Linked DNA regions of Homo sapiens: region 2 is linked to region 1. Evidence: chromatin loops called from intact Hi-C (ENCODE). Cell type or tissue: PC-9. All regions are shown on one strand.

Region 1 (2,500 bases):
CCCAACTTTTCAATGAGGATAACAACATTGACATAACAACACGTAGCATCATGAGTGCTTAGTTTCAGACGCCCTTGAGTGGGAAAATATTTAAGTGCAAGATATTATAATATTTAGAACACTGAGAGATACCAGAATCTCAAAAAATGAATGATTAAAACCATAACTAATATTTTTTAGGAAAAGATACCTTCCGAGTCATCTAGAGGAAGAAACTGGAGTTGCTTTCTTGGATTGGTACGTTGTAATGTAGACACAGGAACAGTATCTAAATCATCCAAAAGTATATCAAATCTATTGAATGAAGCAAGTTACTTGTGAGAAAAAAAATGTTAACTGATTTTCCCTATCTCCACTACAAAGATGAGCTGGCATCCAGCTAACTCACATATTTATGTATTTTCTTAAAAGAAAGCTGGTTATGTAATTGTCTAAAACTGAAATTTATTTCTATTTTCTAACAAAATTGTATTTACAAACTAAAGACTTAAAACACTTACCCATACATTATCTCATTTGATATTTATAAAAACCTTATGAAATAAGCAGGGTAGTTATTATTATCCCCGTTTTATAGAAGAGGAAACTGAGGTTCAATGTGCTTAACTCATCTCCGCAAGAGCCTGACAGAGTTGGGTCTGGAACCAAGAAGCAACATCCCTCCCCGCTAATAGCACACACAGCTGCCCACACTTCGGAGGGGACAGATTCTCAGCAGCACAGGTAAACATGCATTTGGTGCCAGGGCCATACCAGTAAAGCCCACTTTCCTGTACAAATGGCCCAAAAGTTTTCCCGTATCATAAACCTTTTCAGGAAAACAAAGAACTATCATTCTACATACAAAAGCTGACAGGGGTGCTGAGGTGATAATTTAAAATCTAGTAGTAGCAAGTTTACATAGTTAAAAACTGTGTTCATTGTACTGCAGTACTTTAGTTGTAGTATGACATTCACTTATGATTTAAATGAAATTCACAGAGTTCCCACTGGTAACTGAAAAATTAGTGATAGCTAGAGACATAAGTCAACATTTAGAAAAAAATCACTAATATAGTAAACTTTATTCTACAATTTTAGAGAACTTACCGAATTGGACTGCTCTCATTTTTGCTAAGCAGATGACTAAATCCTGGGGACAAGTTTTCTTTAGGGGATCGCTTTGGACTATAAGCCACAGTCACTGGTGTTAGCATAATCTCTCTTTTTGCTATAGAAGAAAATGAAGAGGAAATATTCTTTTCCTTCTATATGTATCAGCATAACAGTTTCTTATTCAGTATTTTTTTTCTAATTTTGAAAGGAATATAATTTCAACGTAAAACTTTGAGAGAGAAATAAGAGTGTACAAAAAAATAAAATCACTCATAATCCTAACACCTAGAGGTAACCACTGTAACACTGTAGTATATCAGACAGTACTTTCAGCACTCTGACTCAAAACTGGTTTTTCAGGATTTTAGAAGTCGACTGGAAATAAGATGGAAACAGCAGTACACTACTGAACATTCCTATAACACAATAATAAGAATCTCCTCAGCTGGTGTGAAAACGGAAATTCAGGACAGGAATTCAATGCTTCAACTTTAAAACCAACCTGTTATTGGCTAAAGAAAAATGGTGACTAATGCTAAGTACTTGAGATCAAATACATAAGAAGTATATTTGAGACTAGCTTGGATTAATTTGATTGAATTAATGTTTGGATAGCTGGCATTTTTAAGTATTAGTTGCAAACAATTTAGTGGACACAATAAATTATTAGTATTAGTTGTAAACAATTTACTGGACACAATAAAAAATCTCACTTTAATAAACAGATTTCTTCATTTACATTTGTAGTATCTATGTGATCAGACAATTTTATTTATGAACAAGATCTTATTTAGGGGTCCTCTGCTCAGAGTACTCTACTAGGTGCTGAGGATACAAGAGAAACCAGAAACAGGCAAGCAGCGGGCACAAATAGATTTGACTCAGAGATCACGCTTTTGAACCCAAGAGATGTACACATCTAACTCTTACTTGGAGTACTTGATTTACGATTTGAAGGTGGTAAAGATGATGATCTCTGTGAGGCCGAATTAAGTCTCTTTTGTCTCTGTTGGGCACACTTTTCTGGAGAACGACTTGCATTAACTGAAGTTTCAGTTTGCCGAGGATTTACTACAGCAGACCAAAAAAAAGCAAAACAAAAAACAAATCAAAACAAGCCTACGCTTCAGTTATCCACCTTTATTAACAGGTGGTTACACATGGTTACACACCAAGCCCCACAGCTTAGGTTCTGCTCAAAGCATTTATTCTCACCAGCTAGGTTATAGTGACTATTTGCAAATGCACCACATTATAATGATAAAAAATGCTTGATGAAGAAAAATATGGGAGTTTATAATGAATTCATTCTGGCTCCCTGTTTACAATCGGCATTCAAGGTGATTTTCAAGAGGGTTATTTTTAGAAAGCAGGTTACTAATTTATTTACTAAGAGACACTGCTT
Region 2 (2,500 bases), 180 kb before region 1:
CCCTCTCTTAGTTTCAGAAAGACTGGTACTTCCTCAAGAGGAGAATGTGCCAAAAGGAATCTGAAGGGAGGTGGAAAGCAGACCTGGATACAGAAGAGACTTCCCATGGGGGGGCAGGCTGCCCACCTTGCCATCTATGGCTGAGGGCCGCTGGGAGAGCCCCAGGGGACTATTGCTGTTGTCCTTGGCATGGCTGGCGGCTGGGCAGGCAGGCGGGGAGTGAGGAGCCGTGGGGGAGCTGCCCCCCTGGGGAGAGGCTGAGCCCACTGCCCACAGGGCCTCCCGGCCTTTATTGCAGGAGGGCCCGAGACTCTTCCAGGTGCTTCTCTGGATGGCTGGTCTCCCAGGCAGCAGGCAAGACAGGATAAGGTGGGGCCAAGAGAGGAGGAGGCACTGGCCACAGGGCCCCTGACAGGGGCTGTGATTGTCGGGCCAAGCAACTTCCTGCTGGGAGCAGGGGGGTCAGATATTGCACTTTCACTGCAACAGTTACATGAAAACTTGGTCCATAAAATAATCGTTGCTTTATACATAATGCCTGAAACAACAAAAAGCTACATCTTAAATATGAATAAACCCTGAAGGTTCCATCCCTCCAGACTTTTTTCTCTGCACAAAATAAATAGCTTTCACTCTGTATAGACCCACTTTTGCAGAACATTTACACGACCCTTTGGCTGTACATATCTACACACGGGAAAAAGTTAACATCACTCTGTGCACCTCCCCAGCCCGGTCCATGCGTCCCAACACCAGACCCAGGTCGGCCGTAGCTTCTCGGGGACAGAGCCTGGTCGCTGGACAAAGGCCGAGGCCAGGCAGGCTCTCCCACTTCCGGGAAAGCCGAGGAGCAGCAGAGGGGCCGCCGGAGCTGGCCGTTGAGCGCCACAGCCAAGGTCACGCTTGGTGCTGGGGAGAGAGGGCAGACGGTCAGACCCAGCGTGCAGGACAGCATGGTCCTTGTTCAGGCGAGAAATGAAGTCATGGCTGCCTGCCCTGAAGCTGACAAAGCAAGTTGTGGCTTCTTAGATTCGGCATGAAAACGGAATTGGCATTAAAAAAACCGAAGTGTGTGCCCCACCCACCCCAGAGTAGAAATTCAGTGGGATTGCCGGGGCCAGGTGAGGCAAGGAGCCCATGCCTCGCTAAGTGGGCAGGAGCAGGGCCCACGGGACCCAGAACCAGGCTGGACTCCGTCACAGTGCTGGGTGTTTTCAGTGTGGAGGGGCTGCTCTCAGTACTGAAAGAGTTAAGAAAAGGAAGCAGCCAAGGATTGCTCGTTTAAAAAAACCTCATAGAAATCAGATTGAGAAGTAGAAAGGCGTAGAAACGTGGGCGGGCGGCCTTGACTGATGGCAGGGAGCGGAAGAGGCGGCCAGGCCCGTCCAGCCCGTGGCCTGAGGCTGGAAACAACACTGGCCTGGGCTCCAGGCGGGGCAGGCAGACAGGTGGGCAGGGTCCGGGGTGCAGAAATTAAGATACAGCCTTTCTCTCCTGCTTGCACGAGGCTCTGCCGCACTGGAGCCTTCAGTGTGGTTGTAGGTCCTGGGTCAGCAGGTACTGAGTTTCATGCATGTCAACGGGGCTGTAGCCATAGGAGGTGGTAATGGGTCTCCGCTCTCAAAAATCAGTGCAAAACCAGTGAGGTTGAACAGTTGAGAAACTCGAGTTAACAAGATGCAGGCTGGACCCCTGTTGGAGCTGCTACCAAATGGGAGGGGACCTGGGAGTGAGGGTGGCCAGTGGATGGGGAGGTGGCAGGCTGCGCCTGGGCCCACACCTGGCACCAGGACACTTGGAGATCCACACAGGGCAAAATGTCTGGGAGAACCTCCCGGGCCAGTCTGAGTGGGAGGTTCTGGTCCCTCTGCCATCCTGGGGCTGGTGGTCCCTGCCAGCTTCCATGACAAGCCGGACCCGTCAGGCCCGAGGACGTGAGGCAGGGCAGGGAGCACTGTGTGGTGCGGCCCGTGTCCTCCACAAGGCCCTGGGACAATCTCCCAGGCCCACGTCAGTGCGTGTGCCCAGGCCAGGCCTCCTGGCGGGGCTGGCCACCCTGGCCTAGCACCATGGAGACCCCGCGCTGCACTCACGGTGCCCTACTTGGGGCCCGCGGCTGCCCCCGGCTCCAGGCGGCCAGTCATGGCGCGGCCCCAGCAGCCGGCCGCCACACTCATGCTGCGCTGGCCCCGCTGCTCGCCATCCGCCTGGCTCTGTGTCCGCTCGTGCCGGTGGCTGGGCCCGCTGGGCTGGGCCGAGATGGTGCGAAGCAGGTGGTTCCGGGAGCGCAGAAAGTCGCCCTGGCCGGGCAGGCCGAAGCTGCCCTTGCGCAGCGCCATGCGGGTGGCCGTGTTGCGAGCGGGCCGCGCCCGGTGGCTGTACTTCAGCTGCGCCAGGTGGGCCGCGTAGCCATCCGTGATGAACTGCGGGGTCAGTGAGGACGGCTGTCACAGGCTGGGGCTCCCCGAGCTGCCCGCCTGCACCCGCCCCCACAATGCGC

What was found. Hi-C counts contacts between places; a loop is a spot of excess contacts. Peaks named below come from ENCODE experiments on the same cell type or tissue, not always from the same donor. Only the 100,000 strongest peaks of a DNase experiment are listed, where the experiment ranks them.
Region 2: a loop joins it to region 1, with 2.7 times the contacts of the local background. A loop is called at or near these places in 47 of 110 quality-filtered maps.

What each region holds. Positions count from the first base shown.
Region 1 is chr12:123,161,925-123,164,424 of GRCh38, forward strand. MPHOSPH9 (M-phase phosphoprotein 9) reads right to left here. Exons shown (of 24, transcript NM_022782.4): 19 at 2,026-2,166; 20 at 1,090-1,210; 21 at 191-294. Among named protein-coding and RNA genes, the nearest start is that of PITPNM2, 12 kb to the left of the region's middle. In PC-9, no CTCF peak of the experiment used is centred here; a DNase peak (open chromatin) is centred at 1,557; H3K27ac peaks cover 1,585 bases.
Region 2 is chr12:122,983,928-122,986,427 of GRCh38, forward strand. PITPNM2 (phosphatidylinositol transfer protein membrane associated 2) reads right to left here. Exons shown (of 26, transcript NM_020845.3): 26 at 1-2,423. The coding sequence ends at 2,100. Among named protein-coding and RNA genes, the nearest start is that of ARL6IP4, 4.5 kb to the left of the region's middle. In PC-9, no CTCF peak of the experiment used is centred here; no DNase peak of the experiment used is centred here.